Linked DNA regions of Homo sapiens: region 2 is linked to region 1. Evidence: chromatin loops called from intact Hi-C (ENCODE). Cell type or tissue: Panc1. All regions are shown on one strand. Links, peaks and the distances in the headings refer to the core of each region. The heading gives the core; the rest is flanking DNA. Region 1 overlaps LOC107984326 (a long non-coding RNA gene). Region 2 overlaps IFTAP (intraflagellar transport associated protein).

Region 1 (16,834 bases), core at 4,966-7,465:
GGAACAGCTCATCTGGCTGATACTAAACATTCAAATGCTTATTTGATTGAACAAATGAGGGTTCAAATAATTCCATTCAGTCAAAATTGTCTATGTATTTATAGGCCAACTTTAAAATGTAACTTGCATATATAAAGGCATCAAATTTCAGAAATTGTTGTGGAAACTAGATTTGTGGAGTCGTGGAGAAGTCCTTTTGAATACAGTGCTATCTGTTGAAAAGAGCTCCAGGCTGTCAGCTTATTGACTAACGTGTTTTGTTGTTGTCATTTTTTTTTGTTGATACATAAGGATTGTACATATTTCTGGAGTACATGTGATATTTTGATATGTGCATACCATGTGTAGTGGTCAATAGAATATTATTGAGCCATAAAAAGAAAGAAATCTTGTCATTTGCAGCAATGTGAATGGAACCAGAAGATACTATGTTAAGTGAAATAAGCCAAACTTTGGTCATGATTTCCATCACTCACAGCAGCCCTGGAGTACCAGCACACTTAAACAGTGCAACCAGGATCAGTCAAACAGAACCAGAACCATTTAGGTTTATGTTGTTATGGATTTTTGCAAAACTCCCTTTAGATTCCCATGGGTGGAGTGTGACTTATGGCTTCTCAGATTATTCATTTGTTGAATGGACTTCAGTGGGTTTTCTGTAAGCCCCTGCCTTGCTTAAAATAAATCTGATATAAGCAAATCTTTTTTTCTTTTTGAAATAACAAAACAAAACAAATGACTGAAAGGTGATTTATTTGATGAATGAGTTAAGAGATTATAGGATTCCTTTAACAAGCCTCTTGAATGCATTTAAAATGATGTAATTTGTTAAAGAAAAACATTTACATGGAACTTCTAAGGGCCCAGAAGTTAGCAATTAGATTTGAGCAATTCTAACTTGGACAGTTTCCATCAGCTATACTCTGTGGGTGTCTGTACTAGACAGTGCTCTGCTGATATTGAGGGGAGTCTCAAAGGAGTAGAAGAGGCCAGATTCTGGGTCTCCATCTAGACCTGCTGTGTCCAAAATGTAGCCCCTAGTCGTATGTGGCTATTGTGCCCCTGAAATGTGGCTAAGGCTACCAAGGAACTAAATTTTTAACTTAATTATAATTCATTTTCATTTAAAACGGATATTTTATTCCATTATTAGAAAACTTTTAAGTATGTTTAGAACAACTTTGGGTCTGTGGGTCTTTTTTAGTTATAAATTTTGTATACTTTAAATATAGATCAACTATTTCTGATTTTTCTGATGAACATTTAGTGTACCAATTAAGATGTCCTGTAAGTATAAAATGCACACTGACTTTGAAGACTTTAGCACAAAAGGTTGTAAAATATCTCACCAATGCTTTTTATACTGATTACACATTGAGTTAACATTTTGGATATGTTGGGTTAAAACATTTTAACAGAATTAATTTCATTTGTTTATTTTTACATTTTAAATGTGATTATTAAAATTTTAAAATTACATACATGCTTATTACATTTCTACTAAAAAGTGCTGGGAGTCTGTGCTAGGTATGCCTATTACCTCTGCACTATCCATATCCTGTTCTAGGTGAAACCACACAGCACAATGCACTGAGAACCCTGGCTTGGTGATCCCATCTAATTAGACCAGCACTGGGCAACCAGGATTGAGAACCAGTGTTATGATATTTGCTTACTCACTTGGTCCCTGATGCAGGCTTTTTCTCTATGGGTATAAATAAGACATCAGAAGAGCTCTACCATCCCTCCCAAGAACTTCTTAAGTAGAGCCAACCAAATTTTCTCACCTAAGGTTTTGGAATCAAGACACAAGTCTTGCTGGTAAGAAGCTGTTGGACATGGGACTCCAAGGCAATGAGTTAGAGATAGCTTCCTGGGAACCCAAAGCCTTGCTTGGGGAGTAAGAGCCTTAGAGGATGCCAGTATGCAGTGTGGAGAGGGGGCCCACATGCAGAGTCCTGAAGCTTAGGGAGAAACACAGTGGAGACTTGGCTACACCTCCCACTTGGGGTTTTGTGAGATTCTCTTGTATCTTTCCCATAAATCCCCCTTTGTTTAACCTAGCTTGAGTGGATTTCTGTTTCTTAATGCTAATGATTTTCACACAGACAAACATGATTAGGGAAACAAGTCAACTATCAGGAACAATAAAAAAGCATCAAAATTTATAAACACTGAAGTTAGAGGAATGAGTATGTAAGTGCTGGCAAAGATAATGTGGTATGAGGAATAGTCTGAAACAGTGGTCCTCCAAGTGTGGTCTGGAGGACCCTGAAACCCTTTCAGTGGGATCTCCATAAAGTCAAAATTGTTTTCTAATTATACCAAGCCTTTATTTGCATGTCTTGCTCTCATTCTCTCATGAGTGAATAGGGGAATTCTCCAGAAACAACATGATGAGTGATATAGCGAAAGCTTAGATGCAAAAGTATCTACGAGAACCCAGCTGTCTTCTATTAAACCATACATTAGAGAGATTTATAAAAATCAAATACAATGCCATTCTTCTATTTTTTTGATTCTTGAAAATAGTTAATTTTATAAAACTATGTTAACATGTAAATGGTTTATTAAATATGTTAAAGTTTCTCCATTTTAATCACTAATGTTGTAAGCATTGATGGATAGAACCCACATATACAACAGCTCTTTGGGGTTCTCTATAATTTTTAAGAATGTAAATGGTCCTGAGTAGAGAATAGTAAGATAAATCAGTGAAGAGTTAATGGAGGGAGAACTGGTTTAGAGTTGCCCTGAGGTCTTATTTTCTGTTTATAATGCCTGTGTCTAAATAGGGGCCAAGCAAGGGTATGATTACAGTGGTTCTCAACCCTGACATCAAAATCACCGTGGAGGACTAGAAAAATACAGATCTTCAGGCTTCTGTCCCCAGATATTCATATCATAAGGTCTGAGAGGAGATCTAGGAATCTGTATTCTTAAAAAGTGCCTCAGCAGTTTCTTTGCACAACACGCAAAAAGGAACAAAGAAAAGACATCATTTAATTTCAGAGAGATGGGCTGTGGATGATGAAAAGCAAATGAGGGTGCCTGCTCCCACCTGGCTGCTGGCCTTTTTCTGGCAGCTCTGTGGGTGAACTGGGAGGCATGAGGCTGGCTGTTGAGGTCAGAGGGGACTGCATGCACCAGGTGGCCCAGCCTCACCTAGCTGCCTCTCTGATGGCCTCCCTGAACTGATGCTGTGGATTCATTCGCAGGTGCTCAAGGGCACACCCTGAAATCCATGAACCCACCAGAGTTGAGAATGGGAAAAGATGAGATACTGCAAACACAAGGTAGTTCCTGTGCCTTGTTTCTAAGCTTTAGCTCTTTAAAAAATGTTCTTGAGACTGGAAGTGGATTCTGAAGCAGAGGCTAGCTATAGTTCAGGAGGCAGGCTGGAATTTGTCATTTGTACAGTAAGGTAGCAGAAAGTTTTCTTGCGAGAGATTGAGAGAGAGAGAGAAGTTCTTGCTTCCTTAAAAGAAAGGAGACCCCCCCACCCCTTCCCTACCTCAATATCTTGCAGACACGTACTGATTTCTTCTGAGGGCTTAAAAGGTGCTGTGTTTACCTCCCCTCTGCTCTTACGTCCATTCACAGGAAGTCAACGGGAGGGTTGGTGTGGAATTTTCTTCTCACTGTGCAGTGATACATTGAGATGGATTATGGGCTTATTTTTGGCTCCCTGGAATGTTTTCCTTTCATTTTGTTTCTTCTGGAAGCAAATCCTGCTTTCCTGGGCACAGGGATACTATATGATTCAGGACTGTCCATTCATAACATCCTATCCTTGGGAACAGGGGCACCACGTGGCACAACTCTAGTAACTCCAAATGATTTCACTGACATGCACGTCAATGTGAATGGCGCCCCCTGGTGTGGCATGATAGGACAGCCCTGCCTTGGAAATGGAGCGGTGGGAGTACGTCGCAGGAAAAGAAGCAGAACAACCAGACTCTATTTCTAGAATTAACTTAGGAAGGTTGGGAGACAAAAATCTCTTTCCACTAGGGTTGCTAAACAGGGATGCAGAGAAATGAGTTTGGTTGTCACCTTCCTATCCCACAAGATTGTTGTGGGAGAGAATTATGCCATCATACCCAGCAGGAAACAGACACTGAAGACCGTGAGAGAAAAAGCTCTGATGACATAGGTTGAGCCCCTGGATCCACTGAGCCTGAAGTGAGAGCCATTTTTGGATTTTTAAATTCTATGAGTCTATTAAGCTTACGATTTTCCTTAAGCAAGTTCAAGTTAAAGTACTGACTAATGTCTTTTGTTTTTTTTTGTTTTTTTTTTGAGACGGAGTCTTGTTCTTGTCGCCCAGGCTGGAGTGCAGTGGCGCGATCTCAACTCACTGCAGCCTCCGCCTCCCGGGTTCCAGCGATTCTCCTGCCTCAGCCTAGCTGGGATTACAGGCGTGCGCAACCACGCCTGGCTAATTTTTTGTATTTTTTTAGTAGAGACGGGGTTTCACCATGTTGGCCAGGCTGGTCTCAAACTCCTGACCTCAGGTGATCCACCCGCCTCGGCCTCCCAAAGTGCTGGGATTACAGGCGTGAGCCACCGCGCCCGCCCAGCCTAATAGACAAGTGGATATTTGTATGCAACTTGGTGGGATGCAGACATTCAGGGAATTTAAAAAACCTCAACAACTCAACAGCACATCCATACATGCCAACTATCCCACAGATAAGACACTTCTCATTTTATCATTTTGAGCAGACTGTTCATTTAGATTTTGTTGGCTGCAGAGAAGAGGTTTAATATAGGCATGATATTCATCATAAACAGAGTAAAGTGAAATGCTAGCACTATTTGAAAGTATGATGTCAATTAATAATAACAATATAAGAAAATCTGTATAATATTTTACGTCTTTGTTTTCAGAAAAAGATTTCCATTTCTAAATTTATCTCACATTTTACATGCATGATCATGTATAAATATGTATTATTTGGTGAAAATGTCATTACCTGATTAAACAGGTTCTGTAATTTTCTGGCTCCATTTAATTTATCTCATGGCTTTTATTTTCTTTTTTTAAATGATTGATGTGTTGAGAATCACTTCAAGCATTTTGTTGTCATTTTAATTTCTTTTCCTTGAATTATCTGTCATGCTTTGTCCACCACTCTTAGATTAACTTATAAAGCATATTAACAATTTTCCCCTAATCTATTTTGTAAATATTTTCTTCTAAAATTTCACTTACCTTCATGTAAACTTCTTTGTTTTGCTATCAAGAATGCCATTCTTATTTTCCACTGATTCTTCTAATTGCAACATGGTATACCTCATTATAAAGCAATCGAATGATGTAGTGGCACATTCTCCATTTCCGATGGTCTAGACCAGTGCTACAATAGAACATGGAAGTGTCCCATATCTGTGCTGTTCTTTTTTTTGTTTTGTTTCGAGATGGAGTCTTGCTCTGTCACCCAGGCTGGAGTGCAGTGGCGTGATCTCGGCTCACTGCTACCTCTGCCTCCCTGGTTCAAGCGATTCTCCTGCCTCAGCCTCCTGAGTAGCTGGGATTACAGGTGCATGCAACCATGCCTGGCTAATATTTTGTATTTTTATAGAGACAGGGTTTCACCATGTTGGTCAGGCTGGTCTTGAACTCCTGACCTCGTGATCTGCCTGCCTCGGCCTTTCAAAGTGCTGGGATTACAGGTGTGAGCCACCATGCCCGGCCTCTGTTCTGTTCAATAATTAACTACAGGTCACTATTGAGCTAGTGTAACTGAGAAAGTAAATGTTTAATTTTATTTGATTTAAATTAGATTTGAGTAGCTTCTTGGGGTTAGTGGCCACTGCATTTTTCTGTTACTCTATTTTGCCCTCAGCTTAACGCTGGAAAACAGTTTCATATTAAGCTTGAGAGAGAGAGGAGATAAGACAGAGGAAAAAAGTCGAATGGCTGATCTGCTTGTCTGGACGTGGAATGAGAGTCAGGAAACTCTGATCTCAGGACCAGACTCCTTACTGACTATGGGATTTGGTAAATCATCATACCCTTCATCCTGGAAACAGAACTGACATCCTAACGCAGAGGCTGGGGTATGCATTTGGTGTTAGAAGGGCTGAGCTTGAGATATGGTTTCACTGCCAAGTGACACCATGAGGTCACAAATTTCCCTTCTATGGCTCCACTGTCCAGTGACTTTTACTTGTTGCTCTTTTACTTTTCTGTGGTTTAATATTCTACTTCCCAATTCAGATATTGAGAGAAAGTGTTAAATGGCTTTTGCTTGGTCTAGTCCTTTCCCTTTGATGCTATAATGCAAACAGCTTTATGGGCTCTCTGCTGGGTGCTGGGGAATGTTCTGGGCTGCCATCTGGAGGGCAACTGTTGAGGTGCACCTGGTCCCTCTGACTTGGGTGAAGAGGTGGAAGGTGACATACTGCCACCTAGTGTCCAAGTGTCCATAATGCCTAGGGACATTACAAGTCTTGATTAGTAACATACTATCCTGTAGTCTCCGAATAACTACGTGAGCTAGGCAGTGGTTACTGTGATATGAGTTTTGTGATTCTTATTTTACAGATGAGCGAATGGGTCCTAAAAGCCACATAGTCAGTGGAAGAGCTGATCCTGGAAACTGGCCCCACTGACTTCATCGTATCATGGTTTAGGTCCTGCAGTATGTGGCTGCCTGCTGTGCAAATGCATCAGATGCATACCCAGCTACGTACCTAATTGTTGAGGTGCCTCAAGTTGTGTGTGTGTGTGGAGGAGGGGGATAATGGGAAACAGTGGATGACTGAAGGCTGAATCTGCAGTTATAAAATGAAAGAAAATAATGAATATAATAAACGAAATTGGGATTATGGTATTTAAACATCTCATCAATCAGTCATCAAATGTTCAGCCTAGATCAGTAGAATTCCTGGATGCTTCAGTGAGATAGGTATTCAAGACCACTTCAGTGTGAATAGTCTAAACAATAATGCCAATGGCTTCCAAACGTCTACAGTGGTAGTTGCTGCTTTTGGGGTCTCATTTCCCCATTAGCACTGGACTGTGAAACAATGGCTTACATCTGTAAAGGGATCAATGCCTCTATTCAGAAATCACAGGAGCTCAACGCAGGAATAAAAAGTGATCTTTATTCCCAAGTGTCAACTCTAATTGATTGGCAGTGGCTTTTTGGAGAACTGGACTGCACTGAAAAGGACTTGAAGGGGTTTGGAGTAGGGAAATATGCCATTAACTGGTTAGTGATGTTTGCCAGAAGGACTAGGTTATGGAGTTTATTAGGGCAGGACTGGCTTATGCCTGTTGTATTTCCTGGTCTGTTCCAATACCTAGAATGGTGCCCAGCACATGGCACATAAATATTTGTGAAAGGAATGAGCATTGGAGGAGAGGAAATGATGCTATGAAAGCTAAGCGTTTGCCATCCCTGGTAGAGATCAGGGAAGAATGAGAAATCCTAGGAAGCCCTGCAGAATAGTCTTTTTAGGTGTTGGGTCTACTTCTTATCTCCAGCAAGTTGCTCCTAGATCCCTACCTTGTCCTTCCAAGCCAAGGGAGGAGCAGCAGCTGGAGGTGATATTACAAAGTGCCTTAAGGTACTCCTCACGTAAATCTGGTGCTTTGAATATTGATGCTGCAATTGTTTTGCTACTCCTTGCTTGCAAGCTCCCTGGTTCCTTGTTCTCTCTTTGCATTTTGGATTCCTCCAATCTCTCTGGCTCTTTAATATGACACTCCCTTTACTCTTACCTGATTACCCTGTTCCAGCCCACAGTGAGGCCTGACCACACTACTAGAAATAATAACAGCCATTTATTTAACAAATGTTTACTATGATCCAGGCGTTATACTTTATATATCATATGTCATTTAATCCTCACAAGTGCCTAACGGGATAATGACTTATTATTTGCTGATGAAGAAGCTGAAGCACTCAGACACCAACTTGCTTAAGGCCACACAGTGAGTAAATGGCAAAATTCAGGGCTTTCTGACTTCAGAGCCCATATGCTTGACCATTATATGATACTGTTTATGAGCTCACACTGAGCTGTTTGGTCTTGATCCATGGCTAGACTCTGATCTCTGAGAAAGTTATGAATGACCCTCCAAACCATGATACAGTCCCCCTTGTGCTGGTAAGTAATGCATCTACTCAGAGCTGACACATCTCCTTTTGTCGGCATGCGGAAGCCACTCTGGACAGCTCACAAACTGTAACCCCCCCTAGATTCTGTGCCTGTGCTAGAAATGCATCTGCTCAAACAACAGGCATCCCTGGCTTCCCAGCCCTCCTAAGCAGAAATTCAGTACTTAACAGCCTCTTCTAATCATACAGTGTGTCCAAGGACATCCTAAGTCATTATTATTGTGCTTTCCAGCAAATCTAATTAAATTCTTGTCTAATTGTTGCCTGTCAGTGCTTCAGTGTTCTCCTTCAGGAAGCCAATCAAGGGACTTTTGCACAATCACCTTTGGAAGTGAATTTCAGTTCTTACCAACTTTGGTAGCAAATTCCTCCTTATATCTAGTTCAGATTACTCTGGACTTTTAGGGCCAATTTTTCCTCATGTTACTTTGCTACAAAAAGGAATGCTACTGATCTTCACCTCCTTTTCATCCTTTATGGAGATAAAGATCTCAGCTTGCTTTCCTTTGCCAAATTTTTAAAATAAGAAATCTTTTTTTTTTTGCTTAATCTTTTATTTTAGAGTTGTGTATTGATTTTCTATGACTGCCATAACAAATTATTACAAACTCAGTGGCTCAAAATTTAGGTCAGGCATGGTTTCTTATGCCTGTAATACTAGTACTTTGGGAGGCTAAGGTGGGAGGATGGCTTGAGCCCAGGAGTTCGAGGCCAGTTTGGGTATTAAAGTGAGACCCTATCTCTTAAAAAAAAAATAGCCAGGCACAGGGGTATAGCTTCAGCTACTTGGTAGGCTGAGGTGGGAGGATCGCTTGAGCCCAAGAGTTTGAGGTTGCAGAGAGCTATGATCGCATCACTGCACTCCAGCCTAGGTGACAAAGCGAGACCATTTCAATTGGGGTTTGAGGTGATGATTCGAAATCTACTCCTGAAATAATGAAAGGTTGCATTTTATAAAATGTTCTCATTTTCAAGGTATTTCCAGTTTTCCCTACCTATGGTAGCAAAATATAGTGCTTAAGAAGCTTGGGTTTTTAACCCAGTTGGACCTGGTTTCAAATGGTGTTTCCACTACAAACTTACTGTGTAACTTAGGGCAAGTGGATTAGCTCCACTGAGACTCAGTTTCCTAATCTATAAAATGGTATTGATAATAACACTTGCCTACATTGATAAGGCATGTTTTGGTTTTGCACAAAACCAAAAAATTGAAATCAAATTATTTGAGCAATAAAGTCCAGGAGCCATAGTAGCGTAAGGCAGTGCTTGGTCTGGGATCTTGAGCCCGTTTTCTCATTCTTTACTTCTGTGCTCTGTGTCCTCATTAATGGCTCTCAACTTGGAAGGATATCTTCTGATGTGCCCAAAGTGTCTGCTGGCACATAATGGGGCCATGTGCTCCATGTTCAAGCTCTGCAGGAATGAAAGAGATGATCTCAACATTCATGGTGAATTACTGAGGTTTCTTCTGACTGTACTGCTGAGGTCTTGTCGGCCCAATCAGAGAACCAACCAGTCACTGTGGTGAGGAACAGAGGGTGTGTAAACTGATTAAGCCAATCAAGATCCACCCCTGGAACTGGGGTTGAGGTCATTGCCACAAAACCACATGAGGGCAAATGGCAATGAGGGGTTGCTTTTCATAGGGAAATTTAGAGCATTATCAGGAGAGAGGGGGAATGGATGCTGGGTAGCAAATAGCAGCAGGTGTGTCCAGTTGGCTCCTTCTCATGAGATAATGAATATAAAGTATTTATTACAATCCTTGGCATGTAAGAAATGCCCAGTAAATATTAGCTTATTTACTTATTATTTTTCTACCTCTTAAGTGCGTGTGTACTCTTAGAGTTGTGTTTTGGTTTTCTATGACTTCCATAACAAATGACTACAAACACACACTATATATGTGTGTGTGTGTGTGTGTGTATACACATACACTTAAGAGGTAGAAAAATAATAAGTAAATAAGCTAATTTTCTTCTACCTAAGTGTGTGTAGAAATAAATACAATAAATAAATTATTAAATAAAATAAGCTAATATTAGTGTTTTACCTCTTAAGTGTGTGTGCACACACACACACACACACATATATACATATACACACACCTAAGAAGTAGAAAATACACATTCCCACAAATGATATGTGTACATGTAGAAAAAGTAGAAAGTACAGATAAATAGAGCAAGCACCTTTTATTGCTTTTATTGACAGCATTCCTCTTGTGGGAAGAGGGCTCAGGACAGCCTTTTTGCTGATAGGAAACTGAGACCCTTAGTGGAAAGAAGACTTGCCAAAGTTCACTTAGTGGAAGGATGGAAGCCAGACCCTAGGCCCCTTGGCCCCCAGCCCAGCTGTCTTTTTCTCTTGATTGCCTTGCTTTCATTAGCTGTGCTGCCTTTTCCAGGTGCCTTTCTGGAGCTGGACTTGGCAGCTAAACTGACAATGATGTATGTCCCTAGGAGTCCCCAGGAAGGGGACTTTGGAGCCACTATAAACACGCGGGGTAAGGACAGCAGCTACATCTGGAAGCCTGCAGAAGCTTCCATTCCAGGAAGTGCTGTCTGCTACGCTGTCCCTGTGTGTACCCCTTTTGCTGTCATAGTCTGCTTCAAACCTGTCAAAACATGAAAAACTGCCTATTAGGAGGCCGCTTCCAGCTGTTCTGTTCTATGCTCACTTTATAGCAATTTCCTCCCACTTTCTCCAAATGTTTCCATTAGGGAGGGAAGGGTCCCCAATGTAAGATTGCTCCCTGATGTTAGCAGGACACAAAATAGCCAAATGTATGTCAGAAAGCTGAAATCAGTTATTGCTGACAACAGTAATAGTGGTGTCTGGAATATGACCTAGTTTATTGCTCAGCACCTGGTCTTAGTTGATAAATTTTTTTTGAGAGACCAACTGGTCATGTAGGCATCCAAAGCAAAAAACAGCAGTGTGGTTATGGTAGGTACAAGTTGAGAGAGAGATAGAGAGAGAGAGAGAGAGGGAGAAGGTGACAGGAGAGAGCACAGATATGCTGATTTATTACCGGTAACAATTGCTACCATTCATTAAGTGTCAGGCACTGGGATATGTGTTTTAAACACATGTTCTTGAACCTTTACAACAACCATACAAAATAAATATCTTTATCCCCGTTCCAGTGATTAGAAAACTAGGGCCCAGAGAGGCTAAGCAACTCACCCAAGGTCACACAGCTACTAAATGAAGAAGCCCAATTCGGACCCAATTCTGTCTGATTCTAGAGCTCTTTATACATTATGCTACTTCTTGTTTATCATATTCAGCTGGTGTCTTCTGGGTCACTTTCCCATGAAAGTACTACTAAAATGATTTCACACACACACTAACCAGTCATAGGCCTTGCTTCTCATTGGGATTAGTTTTGAGTAATGGAGGGTTCCTGTAATGGGAGTCTGGAGATGCTGAGGGGAAGGGCACGCATGCATGCTTGTGTGTGAATATTAATTGTGTCTTTCGTAGTTGCAGCCTAGATCTGTAAAAATGTTTTATTAACTGTGGTCCTATGTCTCTGCTGGCAACCCACCGTAATCCCGAGGCAACAGGCTAGAAAGTGACGAATGAGAATAATTTCTTGATCGATGGGGCTGTTCTTTGTGGATTTAAAAGGACCTTGTTAAAATGACAGAGGCTCATTTTCACACTGTATCTTCAATGTCTAGATAGAAAAACCCTAAAAAAATGAAACGTTCAAGATCCTTGGAGGATGGCCTCTAGAGCCAGTTTCTTTTCTGCCCCAGCACTCTAAGCCAGGCTGAGCCAGCAAAGCTCAAATCCTCAGCTGCTCACAAAATCCACTGGTGCCCGATGTAGTTCTGGACAGTTGTTCTGAAATGCCTCACCTGCCCTTTCCTTTTGCTGTCACGCATTGCTTGCAAATGTCTCCATCTCTGCTAAATAACCGTTTAGTGTTTAAACTCCTGGCATGTGCCTAGCATTGTCTCTCTCTCCTTTTGCTAATAGCTGCACTCAGTGTTGGGCCCTCTAGGGAAGTGGACAATGTAGCAATGTGCATGGAAGTTAAGACCCATCTTTGAAATTAATTTGAGGCACTGATCAAGACTTTATGCCTTAACATTTGTTTTTCTTTTCATCAGGCATCATGCCCAAATTTTTATTCTTAGCCATTTATTTATTTTAACTTTGAACAGCTTTAATATTTGGAGAAACTTACAATATTTACATAATCCTGAGAGGGCTGACACCTAAGAGACTCAGCCATGATGCTTTTGAGAACTCCCTAAGCACACAGCTTCTTGGGAATTGGATTTATTTTATCTTATTTTTTTATTTATTTTATTTTATTATTATTATACTTTAAGTTTTAGGGTACATGGGCACAATGTGCAGGTTAGTTACATACGTATACATGTGCCATGCTGGTGTGCTGCACCCATTAACTCATCACTTACATTAGGTATATCTCCTAATGCTATCCCTCCCCCCTCCCCCCACCCCACACCAGACCCCAGAGTGTGATGTTCCCCTTCCTGTGTCCATGTGTTCTCATTGTTCAATTCCCACCTATGAGTGAGAACATGCGGTGTTTGGTTTTTTGTCCTTGCAATAGTTTACTGAGAATGATGATCAGGTGTCTGGGACTGGGAAAAGGCACAAACAGGCATCAGGAGAGGAAGTAGAGGAAAAAGACAACAAAAGAGACAAATATCCATTTCTCAATTTTGCAGCGAGGTAACCCTTTCCCCAGCCAACAGTTAGAGGAAAGTTCCTGACCTAAGGATCCTGTGACACAGACCCTGAGCGACTATATGGCAAATGCTGCTTTTGACAGGCAAGGCCAATGCTTCTTCACAAAGAGGTTGCACAGTTCCATCCCTGTCAGAGTAGCATCTGGAAAATGCCAACGACAGCATCCTATATATCCTCTTCCTTCTAGCTGGATGGATCCCAGAGCTAGGTGCTCACACAGGCTGGACTAGCAACTTGGTGCAACGGGAAGGAAATAATCTTTTTGACGGAGTATGAGAGGATCAAATGAAGTGAAGGATGAGACACGTTGCTGAGTCCAGGTAGAGTGGGCTCCTTTGTGAGTAACTAAGGCTCCTTGCTGCCACAAGAAGTCAGACTCTGGGCAGCCCTCCAAACCCTGGTAAGGACTTTGATCTTTATCCTAAGGAAAACAGGAAGCCATGTAAGTGTTTGGATTAGAAGATTTTGGGGAGAGTGACATACATTCAAATCCACTCAGAATATCTTACAGGGATGGTGAGGCCTCAGTGCTGCCCGCGTTTTCTATACCCCATTGGTTAGTTTTGGTTGATGCGGGTATTTGTTCTGATAGAAAAGAAGAACAGATGCAGTTTTTAGGAGGCAGGAATCAGAGACAGAGAAGTAATGCTTTATATCAGTGCTTCCCAACACTTTTAACATCATTTAACATAGCACACATAATGATGATTACAATCCTATAGCATATTGGGGAAATGAAGAAGATTGCTCAGAGCCTAAGTAAGGGGCTCAACATCTGGGACACCTGGAAGCCCTTTGTAGCACAAAAGATGCCCTGATACTCTGGTTTAGAGGGCAGCAGGTAGATTTTAACCCTTTCACTGCTGCTCCCTTCTTTGGACTGCACCTCTCTTACCTGCCTTCATGGTCTCAATCCATCTCTCCACAGTCTCCTTGCTGCCTCCACGAGTGTGTCCATTCTAAACACAACGTGCTGCTTTTGATTTGCCAAGTGTCTGATGGGCTGTTGACGGAAGAGACAGGCTGAAGCCAGCCTTTCATCAATGTTGGTTGTAGAAGCTGAATTATGTCTCTGCCACATCTTTGACACCTCTCTGTTCTGCAACTCCTATTGGTGGGGAATTCCCTGTTTATGAGAGACCCATGGTTCAGCCATCTTTCAATTAAACTTATTAAGAAAACAGGCCTTTGCGTTCCACTTGAGGGAAAGGGCATCTGAATCTGGAGAGGCATTCGAGGCACGAGGAAACAGTTGGTTTGAATAAGGTCACAGATTAATTAGAATTGGGCTTCATTAAAGCTGCATGAGCACCTGGACAACTTTGCCAAGACAGGGGATCATCTGGGTATCTTTGAACAGTCCCTTTCTCTTCTGGGCACTTGTTCTCTGGTTTGGGCCTTGATTCCAGCTGCTGTGAGAGACTCCTGTGCCTGAACGTGTTTCCAAGTCAATTATGCAGGCTTCTCTGAGGCTGCTTAGTTTGGTTAGAGCGCTATTCTAATGAAGTCAAGGTCTGAAGTTTGCTCTCTGCATGGGCTTTAGTTTCAGTCTGCTCTGCAACCCTGATTACCTGTTTCCTAATATGAGGAGAGAACACACTGCTTAGGGAAGGAGTGGGTATAGGAATTGGGAGCATCTTGTTCCAGCCTTCTCACATTTCTTCCTGTTGAGGCAGGCATGGATCCAGGTACCACTTAAATTACAGAGGTGTTCAGCTAGTGCATCCCTGCAGGGTCCTGGGGGCTAGAACCTTGTGAATGAATTTGACTCTGATGAGAGCGCCAACAAGGCATGCCATGAAGTGGCCAAGCTCTTCTTTCTCTTCATCAAATCCCCTTTTCCACCTGCCTCCACTTGGAAAGTTAGTTGATAAACTAATTTATACTAATCTGCAATAACCAATAGTAACTAAACATGTGCCCTGTATTGATGAGTCAATGCATTGTTTCTAAATCAGTGATTTTCAAACCATTATGGAAGTGTGTTTAGGGTTGTGTGGGAGACTGACCATCCCAGTGTACGTGGAACTGGTGTTTTCCAGAGTATAGAACACACAGTGCTAAATCCTGGAAAGCCCTGGGCAAACCAGCATGAGGTGGTTAATCTAGGGATTTTAGGAGGGATGACTCTGCGTGTGTGTGTGTGTGTGTGTGTGTGTGTGTGTGTGGCAGGGTGAATAAGGTGAGGATGGCAGTACCCAGTGGTGGCTGAGAATGGGGTGCCTGCCTCTACTTCAGCCACAGAGGCAACATGTTTTATATATTTTATATTTTAAAGTTGGATGAAATTTTCATTGAAAAGCATTGGCAAAGCTGTTCTCTCAAAGAATTAAAGTCAAAAGGAATCTATCAGGAACCAGAGCAAGGGAGATGTCCAGGTGTAGAGAATTCCTGAAGTCCGCTTTTCACCAAGAAGACACCTGCTACTCTGCCAACATGAAAAGCAGGGTTTAGCTGTTGTCACAGCAGAGAAAGGAGGGCTTATCCTTGTATGGAGACTAAGAGGGAAGGGACTGTTTTGAGAGCACAATAATATTTGACATTATAATTTGTGCTTTTCCCTGTATTTTCTTCTTTCATTTCCTCATTGAAGCAAGAGTCCAGGCACTAAGTTTCCTTCCCTCAGGAGAGTTTGCATCAAGGTGCAAGGTGGAAGCAGAGGTTGCCTACAAAACACTTTTCTTCCTGGCTTAGGGAAGTGTCATCTAATCAGAGCTCAATGGTAGGAAGTAGAGGGAAGGAAGTAGGGGATGAAAGACTGAAGTTGTTATAACAGCAAGAGCCTAAAGAGATGGCAGGACCTCAGAAGACTAAGAGGGAAGGGACTGTTTTGAGAGCACAATAATATTTGACATTATAATTTGTGCTTTTCCCTGTATTTTCTTCTTTCATTTCCTCATTGAAGCAAGAGTCCAGGCACTAAGTTTCCTTCCCTCAGGAGAGTTTGCATCAAGGTGGAAGCAGAGGTTGCCTACAAAACACTTTTCTTCCTGGCTTAGGGAAGTGTCATCTAATCAGAGCTCAATGGTAGGAAGTAGAGGGAAGGAAGTAGGGGATGAAAGACTGAAGTTGTTATAACAGCAAGAGCCTAAAGAGATGGCAGGACCTCAGAAGACAATAGTATTTGTGCACATGGGAATTTGTCCAAATCACATTTCTATTATCTATCTATCTGTCTGTCTGTCTGTCTATCTATCTATCTATCATCTGTTGGTCTGTCTGTCTTCTATCTATCTAATCATATATCTAATCTATTGCTATCTCAAATGTAGTATGAAAGAATGAACTTGCCTTCCTCTGGAGGCTACTGGGACATCTGGCTGTTTTACTCATTCACTACAAAAGCCCAGTCTCCCAGGTCACCCATTGTTTTCATGGCCCTTAATGACTATGTAGTTCTGAGCTAGCCTGCATACTTCCATGCCTTTTCAAACCTTTCCTTCTATTATGCTTTTGAAACTCTCAGGTTACCATGAGCTAATGCTCCTATAATCCTCAACATTTTTGAGTGTTGTATTTTTACTCTAAAGGAAACAAGCTGTCCCCTGATGATATCACTGGCTCTGCAGACTTCTTATGTGATGCTTACATCTCCCATAAATCAGAGCCTGGAAGTAGAGAAAGAATGTGTCTTTCATATTTCCATTTGCAGTTTCCAAACTATTTCTTCTCTATTCTTAAAAAAACCCAAACCCTCCTTCCAGTCTTAAAATAGTAGAATAAGGAAGTGTTTCTGCTATTTACTTTAAGATTTAAGTAAAAAGAAGAAAAAAATAGAAAATGCAAGTTCCATCTTAAAAGAACATTAGGAGACATATGTAACTTGGAACCATAATATTTGAGGAAGGGATGTCAAAAACAATAAAAGTCAAATCATGGTTCTGCTATCAAGAGAATGTGTCAATGGCTGCTGATCTCAGACAAGACTTACAGAACACTTCTTCAAAGTTCGGAACATACCC
Region 2 (16,834 bases), core at 6,502-9,001, 120 kb before region 1:
GTAAATTACCTTGGGCAGTATGGCCATTTTCACGATATTGATTCTTCCTACCCATGAGCATGGAATGTTCTTCCATTTGTTTGTATGCTCTTTTATTTCCTTGAGCAGTGGTTTGTAGTTCTCCTTGAAGAGGTCCTTCACATCCCTTGTAAGTTGGATTCCTAGGTATTTTATTCTCTTTGAAGCAATTGTGAATGGGAGTTCACTCATGATTTGGCTCTCTGTCTGTTGTTGGTGTATAAGAATGCTTGTGATTTTTGTACATTGATTTTGTATCCTGAGACTTTGCTGAAGTTGCTTATCAGCTTAAGGAGATTTTGGGCTGAGACAATGGGGTTTTCTAGATATACAATCATGTCGTCTGCAAAGAGGGACAATTTGACTTCCTTTTTTCCTAATAGAGTTACTTCTAAACTGCTGAAAGAAAAAGGCAATTTCTTTTAATTGCCTTCCACACCAGGATTACCACATGATCCCATTTGGGAAGCATTTGCTCCTACCTTTTAGAGTGGTAATTACTGCTCATGTTGCTGTCACACAGAGATTGTATAATTAAGAAGCCAATGACTTAGAAATTGACATTAAATCTTTTCAACTCCATTTTATGACATACGGTAACTGTCGGGAGTTACAGTAGTTATTTCCAAATCTCTCTTTCTCTCTCTCACATGCCTAGGATCCAGCTTTCCAAGTGATTCTAGAGTTTTTATATTGCCACATAATAACAGCTTTCTATTCACTGCCATAGTTGTCTACTTTAACCTGTTTTCTTCTGTGTAGATCAAAGATTTTATTTCAGATTTTGATATGTAATTTCATTCTTAGTTTTCTTTATGCTATTCTCATTTCACTTGCAATGCTTTGTGCTTTTAGCATTTTATTGTTCTTTTAACATATCTTTGAAAAAAATTCCTGTCAACTCAACCTCCCTTTTTCTCTTCATACTTGTTAATATTTGAATTGACTTTCCTATTAGGTAGAACATTGTGTGTCTGAATGTTCAGGACAAATGGCTATGCCTGTGGCTTTATAAATTGCTGGAGGACTGGCCTTTGATAGTTCCAAACTCTCGGAGTTTCAACACCGTTGAATAGGTTTCAGTTTTTCTCAGATTTTAATAATATTGTATAATCATGAGATTAATCTATATATACTTAATTCACATTGAGTTATTTAAGGAGCGATGCCAGTGCTTTTCCAGCATTACAAATTTCATGAATGGTGTAGTAACCGTATGATTTGTGATCATACAGGCCTGCACTGTCCAACACAGTAGCTACTAGCAACATGTAGCTATTGAGTATTGGAAACATGGCCAGTGCTACCCAGGAACAGAGTTTTAAATTTTAATTACTTTAAATTAATTTAAATTTAAATAAAAAAACTGATATTCAATTCATTTATTAGAAAACTTTAAAAGGTGTTTGGGACAACTTGGGTAGGTGAATCCGTTTCTTTAAAATGTAAACTTTATGAAATCTAAATACAGATCAAGTATTTCTGATGAAAATTTACTATCTGAATTGAGACATGCCATAAGCATAAAACATACACTGGATTTTGGAGACTTGTATAAAAATAGAATGTAAAATATCTCAATATTTTTATATTGACTATATTTGAAATGATAATATTTTAGAAAATTGATTTAAATAAAATATATCATTAAAAATGATATTACTTTTTATTTGTATATTTATTTGTATATATATTTATTTATTTGTATATTTATTTTTTTGTATATTTATTTATTTGTATATTTATTTTTAACATGTCTACTTGAAAACTTAAAACCACATATGTAAGCAGCTCTACTATTGACAAGTAGTTCTCAAACTTGGCTGAATATCAGGAGACTTTTGTGATGGCAGACTTTTATGAAAGTATAGATTTCCAGGCTTTTGGCTTATTAAATGAAACTATAAACTTTTATATAAACTTTATATATAAACTTTTGGCTTATTAAATGAAACTATAGCAAGGGGTCTAAAATTTTTATATTCTCAAGGCTCTGTAGGTGATTCTGATGTACCACTAGTTTTGAGAACCACTGATTTAGGCTACAGATTCTCATAAGGCAGTCTGTTAAAAAGCAGGACTGTCTGTACTGCTTTAAAATACCAGATAATTGCTTAAAGTGTGTTTCTGTTTCAATTGTAGAGTTGGCAGAGACTGTCTAGTGCTCTTTATTTTAGATTCATTTATGGATATATTGCTAAGTATTTGTCTCGAGTAACTTATTTAATTGCCACCATGATGCAAAGAATTAGCTATTATTCTTCCTTTTTATAGCTCAGGGAACTGAAAGTCATTGTAGATTAAATAATTTGCCTGAGGTCAGATAGGATTCAAACTCCAGACATCTGACCCTCCTCTGTACAATTATACCTCTCTCAGAGAAACATCTGGGAGTGAGAGATTATTAAAAAACAAGTCTAATATTACTACTGATAGCAGCTAACATTTATTAAGTTCTAGGGATTAATGCTTAGCTCTTCACATGTATCATCTCGTTTAATCATTATAATGACCTAGTGAGTTCTTTCGTACATTTTAATTTTTATCATTTTATTATTTTTAACTTACAGATGAGGAAACCAAGGCATAAAGTTAGGTAGCTTGCTATTGTGGACTGAATTGTGTGCCTCCCAAATTTACATGTTGGAGCCCTAACCCCCAACGTGGACTGTATTTGGAGATAAGGCCTTTAAAGAGATAATTAGGGTTAAATGAGGTCATAAGGGTGGGCCCCAACCCAGTATGACTGGTGTCCTTATAAGAAGAGATGGAGTTAGACTATGGTCCTAATCAGATTTCAAAGCCCACACCCTGAACCACTTTGTTCTCTGCCTTCCGTAGGGCATCGGGCAGTTCTTCTCAAGACCTGGGGTCACTGGTGTGTAGATAATATATGCCAACAGGAATGGATGTGCTACCTCAAAATACACTTACCCTGTCTTCTCTAGAGTATCATCAGCTCCATACAGCTGGTGTCTTGTGGGTTTTCACCACTATTACACTAGTGTCTAAAGCAGTGCCTGGTGGGGCAGAATGTGTAGATGCTTAAATATTGGTTGAATAAATGCAGTGAAAAGAAAAGAAGAGAATACAGAATGACAGGCTGGCAGACAGGAGGGCCTTAGGTACAAGCCTGAGGAACACCCACATTTAGTGGATGGCACAGAAGGGAGAGCCTGAGAAGGAGGCTGTGTAATGATGCTCAAGTTTGGATTTTGATATACTATGTAATTGGGAACCATAGTAGAATTTTAAAACAAACAAACAAAACCCATTAATACACATTGCTCGTGATTTTGAAAGGTAGAGCAAAGAAGAAGTAGAGAAACATCTGGAGTCAGGGAGACTAGCTGAGGGCTAAGGAGAAGTACGTTGCTGGAGGTCTGGACTAGGGTAGTTGGGGAGAAAATGGAAAGCAAAAGGGCCTAGGAGACGCTGCCAGTGAAGGAATGACTGACAGCACTTAGTAACAGGGTACTGGCAGAGGATTAAGGAGAAGAAAGAGTCAAGGAAGAGTCACAGGTATTTTGCCTGGGAGATACTGAGGCCCACAGAGGCCAAGTGACTTCTTCAAAGTTACACAGTTCTCATTTCAGGAGTCTTTTAATTTTTTTTTTCTTTATTGAGCGTTCGTTCTGTCAAGAGCTTAGAATCTTGGGTTGGGATTTGGTTTACATTTCTGGACTGATAAATTTTGAGTTGTCATTTCAGCCAAAAGAATATCACTACTCATACTTGACAGCTTCTAAAAAATGTAATTAAAAATGAAACCGGTGACAGCACATAAAACAACACATTTCCGAAGTTGACGTATCATCTTGGTCCCCAAAGCTATTTTGAATTTGAATATTAGCAATGCATCTTTAAATTTCCATGAGGGTGCAAAGAGAGGCTTTTCCCAATCTGAAGAATGAATTTAAAATCTGCTGTAGAAAAATACCAGAGAGAAAAATATAGAAAGCAGCTGTCCCTCTTACCAATTTCAGAGCAGGAAAGGAATTTCAGTAGAGCATAAAAACAGCTTTCTCTCATAAAAGAAAACACAACAAGAAAAATAATCCTTGCTGTGTAGCCTTTTGCAGTTATTTTCTGTCATGTGTTAGATAGAGACCAGAGGGCTTAACATTGTTTTGATACCCTTGCATCTGGCAGATTGCCTGTCAGAGGAAGTTGGAAACGAACTGACCAGCTTTATGCTTCCAGGTGGCACTGAAGCCACATTTTCAGTGCCGTTGTTATCAGTCATTTAATTCCCTACTGAATATTGAGTGGTGTTTTTAGTTCACAGGCCATTTGCAGTGCCTTTCTGTTTCCTTTTTAACGTTAGCCACATTAAGAAAAAAAAGGCAACTCGGGAAGCGCTTTTGCAAATGTGAATTTAACAGTAAAGAGAAGATAATTGAAAATATCATGGCAAATAGCAATAAACTTACTTTAACTGAAGACATAGGCCATGGGGATAATGTTACCTTGAGAGAAATTTGCAGAAGACGTCATATAAGGACTTGCTAATAAAAGTAACTAGGCAATTAAAAAAATTAATTAATCTTGCATCCCAAGGGAGCGAGTAAGGAAGCGGTGTTATTTTAAAGCTTTTTATTGATGTGTTTTTTAGTATTGCCAAAAAGAATAAAAGTGTAAGAAAAAATGTTGATAGTTTTATATTGAACATAAATTCAGTAACTATGTGTATGTAATCTCTTTATCACAACATAACATCAAACATCACATAGAACACTGAAGGAAAAAAATATTGAATGAAGTGAACTAATTTATAGCAGAGTCCTGTGGAGGAAACAGCATCAGCAGCATTAACCTGTTTTTTCTCTTTGGGGGAACATCTGCAAGCTGTAATTAAGCAATTTTCATTTGTTTCCCTATTTCTTTTGTCATCACTAAATCACTACACTTAGGGAACAAATTGACAAATTATGAAACACACAAAAATTGCTGGTTCAATTGCAGAAGGAAATTTCCCCTTTCAAATTATGACAGATTTTGAGCTGATCAAGCCATTTTGTTTTAGATATATTAGCATAAACCTTCAGCTGAAGTTGTTATAATTCATATTCATTTCAACATGAATATTTGGTTCATAGATAATCATTTGTTTTTTGTGACTGCTGGAGTTTACATGTAATTGGATAAGGAAAGAAAATGTATTTAAATGTGCATGACATTTTGAATTATAATCATTAAATTTATTTTTGGCAGTGTTTTTAATGCACAGTATTTTGTTCCAATAATTACCTTTTCTAATATGCGTTCTCAGTGAAGACATGGGAATTAAAAATATGTATTTTTCATACACATAAAAGAATCATTTTCTTTGATTCTTTGAAAAGAATGAAATTGTTTGATTTACTTGAAAAGATACACATCTTTTCAATTTATTTATATTTGATATATTTTATGTATACATATAAATTAGAGAGTTGAACTTTTGTAGACAAATGGGATTTTAAACTTTTACAGAATGAAAGAGAACTACTAATAGTTAAATAAACTTTTAAGGTGGTCATTATCAATCTTTAAATAGCCAATTTAAACAATATTAAGTGGGTGCATATTTGTTTTATATGCATTTCTCTTTAACTTGAGACATTATTTTTATTCGTTGTTGCTAAGTGTATCATTACTTGAAGGGAAAGGGTAAATTGTTCCACTCAAAACTGAGGTGGTCATAAGACAGTGTCCTTTGATTCAATTGAATGGGCATGTTTCAGATCTGAATGGTTTTAGCAAAATGTTCTTTTAGCCGTGAAACAATAATATTTTCTTTGAAATGGTCAGCTAAACCCAAAGGGATACAAACAGGAAACTTTATTTTAACCAAACTCTTATATGAAAATCAAACCACAATCTGTCTAGTATATGATTTTTAGTGTCTTTTTTTTCCTTAATTTGGATTCGTTCCAGAGGAGGTACATTTAAGTGACGCCCATCAGCTTACTCTTCTTGCAGTTCATTGCATCCTTAGCACAGAGAGGAATCATTATATCATTTTCATGTGTTTTCCAGACTTAATTTGCCTTTTGCATTCAATTTTGTTGTATATGAACTACTGTTTAGAAGATTGGGGTTGTAGGGAGTCATCTGAGTGTTGAGTTTAGTCCCTAATTATAGTGTCAATCCAGGTCTTCTTGCTAATGTTGAGGTCATTTCAGTATTGATGATTCCTTCTGTGTTTTAAGCATTGAGCTAGAATCTGGGAATACTCAGATGAACAAAACAGGGTCCCTACCCTAGAAGAATTCATCAGCTGATATGTCATTCCTATTGCAATCTGCTTATAAAGGATGGTGTGATTCCCAAATGCTCTAAATGTGTGAAGGCAGAATAGCAATCTATATGTTTATAGATTGTATAGTTAGAGGTTGATTTGGCAAGGCAATATTAACTATTTGCATAGTATTGATGAACATCATATCCAGAATATTGCCATTGGTTTTGGGGTCTCAGTTTTAGATTGAATAAACAGCCTATGAGTTAATAAAATAACAATAAGAATGATTAGAACAGTGGATTTTCAGACTTTTTCCTTCTTATTTTACTTTAAGCTCTTGTTCTATTTTTTATTTTTTTTTTTGTGAAGGCTCTCCTGGAGTTTCCTGATAAAATGAGAGAATGTGAAAGACATATATAATTTAAGTCTCCTCTTGAACTGCTCTAATCCAACATGCCAATGTTTGAGTCCTATATTCTTACAAATGTGTTCAGCAGATGTTATTCTACTTTAGAAAGTTTGAAAACTTCTTCTAAGAAGTATTTACTTTTTAAAAAAGAGGGAAAAATTACTCCTCCTAACTTTCTCCAGTGTAGGTGAGTTAAAGAGGTTGCCTTAAGTAAATGCAACTTTTTGTGGTAGGCAATAGGACATGATCTTACGGTGAAGGAAAATCTTTTAGGTTGCAGATATTTAGTTTTATAAATAATTTACTATGTTGCTTTTATAGTTCTCATTTTGTTACGGGCAGGGCCAGTGTAATGGGAAGGGACACTTCAATCCTTGGATTCAGAAGACCTGGGTACTAGTCCAGGCATATACTAATTTCTTAAGACCACAGGCCTGTCACTTACTCTCTGAATCTGTAAATCAGGGCTAATTCTGCCTGTTTGGTATGTCTCAAATGGTTGTGGTGAGAATCAGATGAAATACACATGAAAGTATTTGGTAAATTTTAAAGACTTACTCATGTGTAAAGTTTTATGATTGGGGTTCTATTTCTCTGATACGAAAGAGAAAAACATCAAGGTTAAATATGAAAGGAATCTTGAATGTAAATATAAAAAATGTAAAATATTGTCTACAGTGTTAGTTGTTTATACCCCATTTCTTGAAGTAGTTAAAACCAACTATGTATAGTACATATTGTATTGTGTACATGTACGTGGTATATTGTATGGTGTAAGAGTACAATTCAGGGAATGATCCTACACTGGCCTCTGGTGGATGGATGCAATACTATGTCTCCACACAATCATCAGGCAAATGTATTTACATGCTTTGACCAAAGATGAAGTATCAGATTCTTCTTTTTAATTATCATTGTTAGATTTTACTTCATGGAATCTTTACTTGGGAATTTTACCTTATGTACAAATCACCTGGAAGGTACTTATTAAAAAGTAGATTCCTAGGGATCTTGCCCCAAGATTCAGTAGTTCTACTAGTGTGCAGATCAGAAACTTTGACTTTCAGACCAGCTTTGAGAAAATACTCTAAATGAAATCTGGGAGGAGTTTAGGGAGATAAATGAATTTTTCAACACTTTTTGTCCATTTTTGTATATATTATATTTTTTTATGAATAAGGTCTGTAGCTTTCATGAAATTGTGATACTCCCCCCCCCACTCAAAGCATAAGAACAATTATTTTACTTTAAATATGACATTTTTGTTGAATGTCACCATTGTATATTATTTAAAAGGCATTTTGACAGTGAAAAAGGATGATGGGTTATAGGAATAATTTTACTGTGATCTTGCTGATCGCTAATACAGAGGCTAGGATATTATAGCTTACAGAATTTTAGGGTGGGCTTTAGTTTGGCACATGTTCTGTCCCAAGTCTGAAGGATTGTAGTGCATGTGTCATAGGTCAAAGCTACTCCATCACAGGGAAATGTCCTTGCTACTTCTGTCTATTGCTGCCAGAACTGTGTTCTCTGTGAGTGTTTTGCCATTAGCAAGTACACAGACAAGAGACTAGGGAGACCACACAGGCTGTGGAGGCATCTCATTGCCTGTACTTTCAGGAAATGCCCCTCCAATCATTTCGCTGTTTCTGGTAACTTTTCTGTTGTATATTTCGTACACGAAGGTACTTGGTAGTTTTAAAGACTTACGCAAGAGTAGAATTTTATGATTAGGGTAATTATTTGTGATTTAAAAGAGGGACATCAAAGTTAAATATTAAGAGAATCTTGACCTACAATAGAAAAAAATGTAAAATTATATATATGTGTGTATATATATGTGTGTATATATATATTTTTTTCCTCCTTCTTCATTATTTCCAGGAAAACCACTTTAAAAAGGAAGAAGATGCATGTAGGTATTCTCCCTAGATTGAGGATTAGAAACTTCGTTGGAAGAAATGCTTTTTTGCCTCTTCAAATAAAAGTATAGTTTTTAGTTTTTTTGTTCATAGTACAAAAATTAGAAAATACTCAGAGGTACCAGCACCCACACACCCATGCACACACTCACACCCACACACCCACAGTAAAACAATAACATACTCTTTCTATAGCAGTAGAATTTTTATCTACTCTATGGCCAGCCAAAATAAAGATTACATCCTAGTCTTCCTTGAAGCTGGGTATAGTCATTTGACTAAGTTTGTGTCAATGAGATGTGAGGGGCACTGGTATGTGCAACTTCTGGGTCATATCCTTAAGACACGTGCACTATTTCTTTTTATCCTTTTCCTCCTGGCTGGAAATTGGGAATCATTACAACAACTCCTTTAGACCCAGACATGGAGGCCATGTGCTTACGATGACAGAAAACTCCAGCAGCCTGAATCCCTGGGTCATTTCATGGAACAAAGCCTACCCACCTTTCCTAAACTGTTACATGAGAGAGAAATCAAATTCTTGTTTGAGCTGCTCCATTTTTTGTGCTTCCTTGATATGGTAGCTGAAATCAGCCTTAGCTAATTACAGAGAAGTGAGGTGTGTGCTTTCTTTTTCCTTTTCTTCATCCTATTGCTTGGAACAAGGGTGTGGGGGGGTGTCATCCTGGACCATGTGGAGAAGGTTGGTGCTGTAGTCATGGCAGAGCAGAAAGATAGAAGCCTGGGTCAGATGACTTTGTGGAGCAAGGTCATATTATCCTTGGATTATCTATATCTCTTACTGTTGCATGAGCGAGAAATAAACTTCCACTTTGTTTAAGCTGTTGTTACTTTAGGTGTCTTTTTATGTAGGCAAACTTATATGCAGTTAACTAATAAAGTCAGAGTCTATTGTCCTATAGATAAACCATGGTTGTATACATCCTTTCTGAAATTTTTTATGTTTATTAATATGTATATATGTATTCAGTTATTAGTTAAGAACATGGAAGTTGGAGACAACCAAGATTTGAATCTAAACTCTGTTACTTTCTAACTAGGTGGTCTTGGGAAACTTACTTAACATTTCTGAGCTTCAGTTTTATCATGTGTAAAATAGATATAATAACTTCTACTTCATTAAGTTGTTATTAGGATTAAATAAAAAATATATAAAATGCACATAAATATGTTTATTTATATTTATATTACCTGAATTATTTTAAAGGCTCAACCTAATATTTTCATTCATTTATATATTCAGCAAATTTATTATAATTATTTTATGAAAGTGGGCTTATGCTACACATAGTTTCTGTAACTTGCTTTTTTCCCCTCACCACTCTACAGATAAGAAGTAACTTGCTTTTTCATGTAACATTATATTATGAACACCTCATAGCAATAAATATCATTTACCAGTGTTTTGATGACTTCCTGGTATTCACTTGTATGGATATTTGTTTAGCCATTCTCTTTTTGTGGGACATTTGAATTATTTCTAATTTTTGGCTATTACAAATGATGCTACATTGCACGCCCTCATTCATTTGGTAAATGTTTGTTGAATATCTACTATGTGCTAAATGTTACTCACAGAAGTGAACAAAAGACACAAAGATCATTGCCTTCAGAGAAATTGTATTCTAGAAGGGGGAAACTGAAATTTGTATTCTAGAAAGGGGGAAAACAACCAGAGCACAGTATAGGGAATCATGAGTGCTGGCAGGAGGATTTAGGGTTGCAATTTTATATAGTATGATCTGGGAAGGTAAAATTTGAATAAAGTTGGAATGAGGTGAGTCTGCAGATATTTGAGGCCCAGGGAACAGCGAGTGCAAAGGCCAGGTCATAGCAGCACCTGCCCAGCTGAGGACCAGCAAGGAGGCCGGTGTGGCTGGAGTTGCATGAGCAACGGTGAAAGGAGTGTGGAAGCTGAGGTTAGAGGGCATGGAGGTAGGGAAAGATCGGGCATGGATAGCTTTGTAGGTCCTTGCAAGGGTTCTGGCCTTTGTTTATTTGTTGATTGATTTTAGTACTAGCGTCTTTGCACCCTTCTTACTTATGGCCTTTGGATACATTTCCACCCATGGAAATGCTGGTTCAAAAATCTGCAAAAATATATGTCCTCGATTAAATAAAAATGTTCAAGGGAATAGATCAGACATTTTTGGCTTTGCAGTGAAATCCTCACCCACGTACTTAATCATTTCTTTCGGATACATTCTTAAACATGGAAATGTGAGCTGAAAGATATGTAAAGTGTTATGTCTTTGAGTGAGTAAAAATTTTAAGGGACTAGATTATATGTTTCTTATAAGCAGAGGCCATGTCATATAATTTTCTTAACTCTTTTTCCAGCCTGGCAGAGTGTTAAGCACATAGTGGACTCTCAGTGTAGAACTTCCTGGTTGAAGGGCTGAATATAAATCTACATTTCAATCTTAATTGTTACCCATCTTTTAGAGTGGAGAATGAACATTTTACTTTACAGGAACTGTGAGTAAGTTCCTGACAGTGAGATCCCTGCTCTCCTTAGGGATACATTTTTGTGGGAATAGACAAGCAATGAACAATTTAGGAAGGTAATTTCAGATTATTTCATATAAATTTGAAGAAAACAGGCCATGTGATAGAGAGTGACCTGATCCTAGGACTCTGATGGTATGGTGGAGATAAGGTGATTAGAGAATTATAGCCTCAATGAGCATCAGCATTTCTACCATTGGGTGTGGAGGGAAGTTAAACTGCATAGTTACCCTGTGGTTTTATTTCATCATGTGGGGCAGCATGGAATTGGATTAGTAATGACAGTCCTTAGGTCAAACTCAGTATCATAATTAAGGGGGTACAGAATGTGGAAACACTCCAAATGTTTATCAACTGGTGAATGGAAAAATAAAATGTGGTACTATTCATACAACGGACTATTATTTGACAATAAGAAGGGAAGTGCATACTCCAACAGACAAACTTCAATAAGGTTATGCTAAGAGAAAGAAGTCAGGCTCAAAAGACCACATATCATATGATTCCACTGGTATGGAATATCTAGAAGAGATAAATACATAGCAACAAAAAATAGATTAATGGTTGCCTGTGGTTGGGAGTAGGAACAGGGAGTGACTGCAGATGGGCTCCAGGCACCTTTTTGGGGTGATGGAATGACCTAAAAATGGAATCGTGGTGATGGTGGTACAACTTTGTATACTTCCTAAAAATCATTGAATTGTACACTTAAAATGAGTGAGCTTTGTGGTGTGTAAATTACACCTCAGTAAAGCTGTGGGGAAGTGGAGGTATTGTTCATGGATACTTAGATACTTAGATCCTCCCTGGGTTCTTCACCAGATAAGCATGTGTCCTTGTGATCCTGGGTTTGGCTCAAGAACTAGGAGGATCCTGCTTGTCTGTAAATATTACCTATTAAGAAAATAAATCAGTTGTGCATAGACTTGTAAGTTTAACGTAGAAAAGGGCTGTGGTGCAAAAAAGAAACAAACTTGGATGTAACAGATTCTACCTTGTGTTGATATTGTCACCAGCAGCTGTTGCTCTGTTAGGAATTCTGGAGCCGTAGGAGGCTATGCTCAAATATGCTGCATCTGTTCCCAGTGTGGGCCACCTCTTTTGTGGTCTTGACTAAGTTAGTTGGGAAGGTAAGCTCATTTTATGGGATGGGTATGTGTGGCCTCTTGGCACCAAACTGTTTTCTACTTGACAGGTTGTTATCATGCTGTATTTGCACCCACCATCACAGAGATTGTTTAAAAAAAAAGTTATCTAGGGCATGCCAAATTATATGTAAAAGTATAGTACAGATTGCAGTGGAAAGATAACGTGATGATTCTGTGATATCTGGAGAGGAAACATAACCAGTTGGAGATAGTGCCTTCATTTTTGTTTTAAAAACAAAAGAGAACTCACTTGCGAACTCTTTTTTTTTTTTTCTAAATTTCTTCAGGCCACCATAGCTGAAGCTCCCTTTACTTCTCACCTGGGTTACTATGGTAGCTCCACACTTTCTTGTCTCTAGTACCTGAACCACTTTGATCCATTCTATCCATTTGTCTTCTTAGAGCACAGCTCTAATTGTGACTCCCCAGGATGTAGGTCAAGTACAGAGTTTTTGTCGGGCCCTCCAAATATACCCCGTCCATGTGTCCCCAAATCTTCCTGGAATAATCGGCGATTCTTACTCAGGCCTTGTGTGTTCCCACCTTGAGGGCTTTGCTCATGGAATTTTCCCTTTGTAAAATGACCTCTTCACAGTGCTCACCTGTTGAAATTGTAGCTATCTTTCAAAGCCCAGCTCAGATGCCTTAGTCCTATGTGAAGCCTTTTGTGATTCTGCCAAACCAATTATGATTTTACCATTCTTTGTGTTTCTATCTCTCTTATATCATCTGCCATCGGTGCCTTCTCTTTTGGTGGTTTGCATGTATGGCTTAACTTCCTAGTTTGTAAACTCTGTGAGGACAACAAGGACTGAGTCTTAACTGTCTTTGTCACCTTGCATATAGTTGATGACCAGAATATAACTTTTGGATTGAATGAGCTCCGTAACTCAGCCACCACACAGAATTTTTTTTTCTGTCTGAAAATAAGCTTTCAGAAACATTACACTCTGTTCATATTTTTCTCTCTGTAAGTGCCTAACACTGGACATTTCAAAAGTTTCAACTTACTGCTATTGTGTCCCTCATCTGGCATTTTTCACACACATTTTTCCAGACCAGGGTTGTGCATTTGTGCCTTGGCAGGTTGATGGCTATGACTGTGAATAATGAGTCAATTATCATCCAGCCTCAGGGAAAGCACAGTTATTCCTGACTGGCCAGACTGAGGTAATCCTCTCCTCCCTGTGCCCTTTCAAATGAGGAACATAAAACAGTTGGAATTCAGAGCACTGCAAAGGGAATTTAGACAAAGCATTTGTCTGCCGAATTTAGCTTCTTTGGATTTATTCTGATTTATGATTGATTGGTTTTTAAATTGCTTATTTAGTTCGAACGACTATCGCTCCAGGGGAGGCCAGATAACAAGGAGCATGTGATCAAGAAGCAGTGGAGTGAAGTAGTTTGGCTGGACAAATCAAGAGCAAATATTATTGTCCAGAGAAACATTGCTCTAGGCAAGGAGTGTAATGCAAAAATCACACCCTGACTTTCAGAGTACCCAACCTTGTTATAAGCATGATTGCTTATCCCCTATTCTCTTTGCAGAAGGATTTTTGCAATTGCCTAGTGTTGCACAGAATTGTCCCCCTATGAATTTTTCTTTCCTTCTAGCAATATATTCAATATCTCCTCTCAACTGAGAACATGCTCTTGATTTATATTGCTGTTGACCAGAGTGTGGAAGAACAGACACTCCGAGGTTGCTGGCAGATTTGGTTGTGAATTCTAATGTTGGTTGTGCTGATCTGTGAAAATTCTCCTGCAAGTGTGATAATGCTTCTCATTGCATGGGCACTAGTCTGGCTTTTGTACAGATTAATTTGAATTTTTAAAAAAGTTTCTTTCAAAATTGAGTTCTTTAAAAATAATCACTTTTATCTGAAAGATGTATAATCAATATGTGGTTAGTGTTTAATTTATCAAGACATCAAAAGTTTCAACCTTTTCAAGGTGTGTAACCTTTTTCTTTGGTCTGAAATTAGACCCTATAGGTGTGGTGGGGGCCTTGTAAGGGAGATCTGTTGGAAGCTTGTCTGTTTAGTATCAAAAGGAAATTGAAATTCCATTGCTTCAGAATAATGAAACCTCGAAAAACCTTTAGAAAAAAACTTTCGTCTCATCTGTATTGAAGTTTTGACTCAGAAATGCCCAAAGAAACGCTTTTTCAGGTCTCAATAACCTACTTGTTCTCTGAAATATTGCTGTTAGATTTCTAAACCGTATTATGTCTGACACTTATTTCAAAGCAAGAAACATTAGGGATAAGATGAAAGGGTGGAAGAGGACCCTGATGAAAAACAGAAACAGAAGAAGATGAGACGAACCCTTGGGTGGCACATTTGGATTTCACCAGGATTACTATAGGAAGTGGCATCTGGCTCTCTAATCAGACTTTCATCCACTTCAGATTCTGGGCTGTGCCAGCATCTGCCATTTTGACATTATCATATTGAAAAATAACTTTTTTCCCTATCTCATTGTGCCAAGATATTTATTATTTGCTGGATTTTAAAAACAACGATAAAAGCCTTTAGAAGGAGCACTTCTGGGTCTTAGGAGGGATATAGCATATATTCTTGTGAAACCAATTCTGAAGTTTAGGAAGGAGCCTTAAACTGTAGCTTTTGTCAAGAATGAACAAGTTCTTTTCTACATCATCCAGTCTGTCTTTTAAAAATGAAAACTTTCTGTTTATAAAAGGAGAATTTTAAAAAGAGTGGATGAGAATTTTTGTTAGACCTGAGATCCCAACAGTAGTTCAACATCAGGATCAGAAGCTGAGACTTCATTATATTTTGCTCTTTATTTCAAAGGAGTTTCATCTGGTTACCTGTCACATAACCTGGGTGTTTTATTGGAAATAGTAGAGAGTACACTGAGTGATCATGAGAACAAATAGAACTCGTCCTTGTAGAACATCTTTGATTTTCAGACATTGCTGTGCTTTTCAAGTATTTAAGTCAATAGATTATTACAATAGTGTTGTGCTGGGTACATAGTATTTTCTTAGTAATTACTAGATTTAGGTTATACTTGATTTAAAGGATGAGCAGGGAAAACTGAAACCGTTTCACCTTTTATTAGAATAGAGCACTGAGGCATGGCAGTAGCCACAGGAAGTCTGCTTTCCTTTGAACATTGATGAAGTTTGAGGAACCCTTTCATCCTTCAGTTAACTCCTATTTCCAAGTGTCTCCATGCCTATCTTGCTCTACTCTGCTACCAATGCTGTTTGCCCTAGGACTGATACAGGACATCTCTGTGGCCGTAAAAGTGGAAGAAGTCAGGGAGACTAAGTCCTAAGACCATTTCTTCCTCATTTATCTCATCTTGTATAGGGCTGGTTACTCCAACATATTCTTAGCAACCCTCCTCACACTTTGCTCAGCAACCCCCAGCCCTCCACCCACAGAAGCCAAGGTTGGGTGCTTCGCACCAGAATTTCCAAGGATTTATTGAGGCAAAAGGCAAGGGCTACCTCTCCCACTAGTAGCTAGTTAGAAGTCACTGGTGCTGGTGCAGTAGGCAGTAGTAGAGAGCTGGCCTGAGCTGGTGTTATTTATGGATGTGAACTTTTTAAAGAGAACGTGATGCATTTCATATTTGTGTTTTCCCTCTCTGGCTTATTAATGACGTATTATAGATTAGGTCACCTTATCTCTGTTTCCCATCAGTATATCTGTGTTATGTCCTAAAGATACCCTCACAAGTCTTAATTCTACCAGTGATAGGGTATTCAGAAGCAAACAAATGATGTTAACTGGATTTGTACCAGGCTGTGATCATTACAACAACATGAATCTCACTGATTTTGATGCCATGCACTGACAGGTCAAGAGAAACAAACATGGGCACTGTGCTGGGTTAGGCTATCTGTAACCCCTTCAGTTACAGATGTTCCTAAGGAACTCACAGATAAAACAATTGCTGAGTCTCTGGAACATTTTTATAGTAGAGGCTAGTAAGGGGATGGAGTAGGATTCTCCAACCCAACAATGGCTTGATTTCTGCCACTTGACTTTTTTTGAATTCCTTTATCACTCTTTTACTCTTTTAGTGATCATTGACGTAGGTTCCTGTACTTGCTGTTGTCAGAAGAAGCAAGTTTCAGTTTTGGAATGTACCCTGCACGCTTAGTTCTTCTTTGACTATTGTAAGCCATTCTTCTTTGTCTCCTTTCTGGCTCCCTGCCCCCACCTTTCTGCTCCTTTTTTCTTCTATTCTCTAAAGACCTTTTCTTTTCATTTACTGCATTAATGCAGGAAGCAAGGCACAGTGGTTAGGAGGATAGGTTCTAGAGTCAGAAGGCAGTGTTCAGATCCCCACTCTGCTACTTAACCATCTGTATAGCCTTGAGCAAGTTACTTTCTCTCTCTGTAGGCCTTGGTTCTTTAATCTGTAAAGTAAGGATAGTAACAGTGTCTACTTTTAGTGGTATTCTGAGGATTAAATGAAATGATTCATGAGATGCTCACAAAAGAGTGCCACTCAATGAATGTTAACCCTGATTATTAATTTTAATATTATTACTAATATTAAAAATAATGTTATGGCTTAAACTATTACCTCAGTGTAA

The links. A loop is a pair of places that touch in the nucleus more often than their neighbours do. Peaks named below come from ENCODE experiments on the same cell type or tissue, not always from the same donor. Only the 100,000 strongest peaks of a DNase experiment are listed, where the experiment ranks them.
Region 2: it touches region 1 in a loop (4-fold over the local background); 2 of 110 quality-filtered maps call a loop at or near these places.

Annotation. Positions count from the first base shown.
Region 1 is chr11:36,740,885-36,757,718 of GRCh38, forward strand. All of the region lies in intron 3 of LOC107984326 (a long non-coding RNA gene), which reads left to right. Among named protein-coding and RNA genes, the nearest start is that of RAG2, 150 kb to the left of the region's middle. RefSeq lists enhancers at 2,241-2,420, 9,440-10,010. In Panc1, for the core only: CTCF peaks have their summits at 6,362 (motif pointing left) and 6,590; a DNase peak (open chromatin) is centred at 6,357.
Region 2 is chr11:36,615,495-36,632,328 of GRCh38, forward strand. The region is part of intron 2 of IFTAP (intraflagellar transport associated protein); the gene reads left to right. Among named protein-coding and RNA genes, the nearest start is that of RAG2, 26 kb to the left of the region's middle. In Panc1, for the core only: CTCF peaks have their summits at 7,472 (motif pointing left) and 7,674; a DNase peak (open chromatin) is centred at 7,437; H3K27ac peaks cover 702 bases.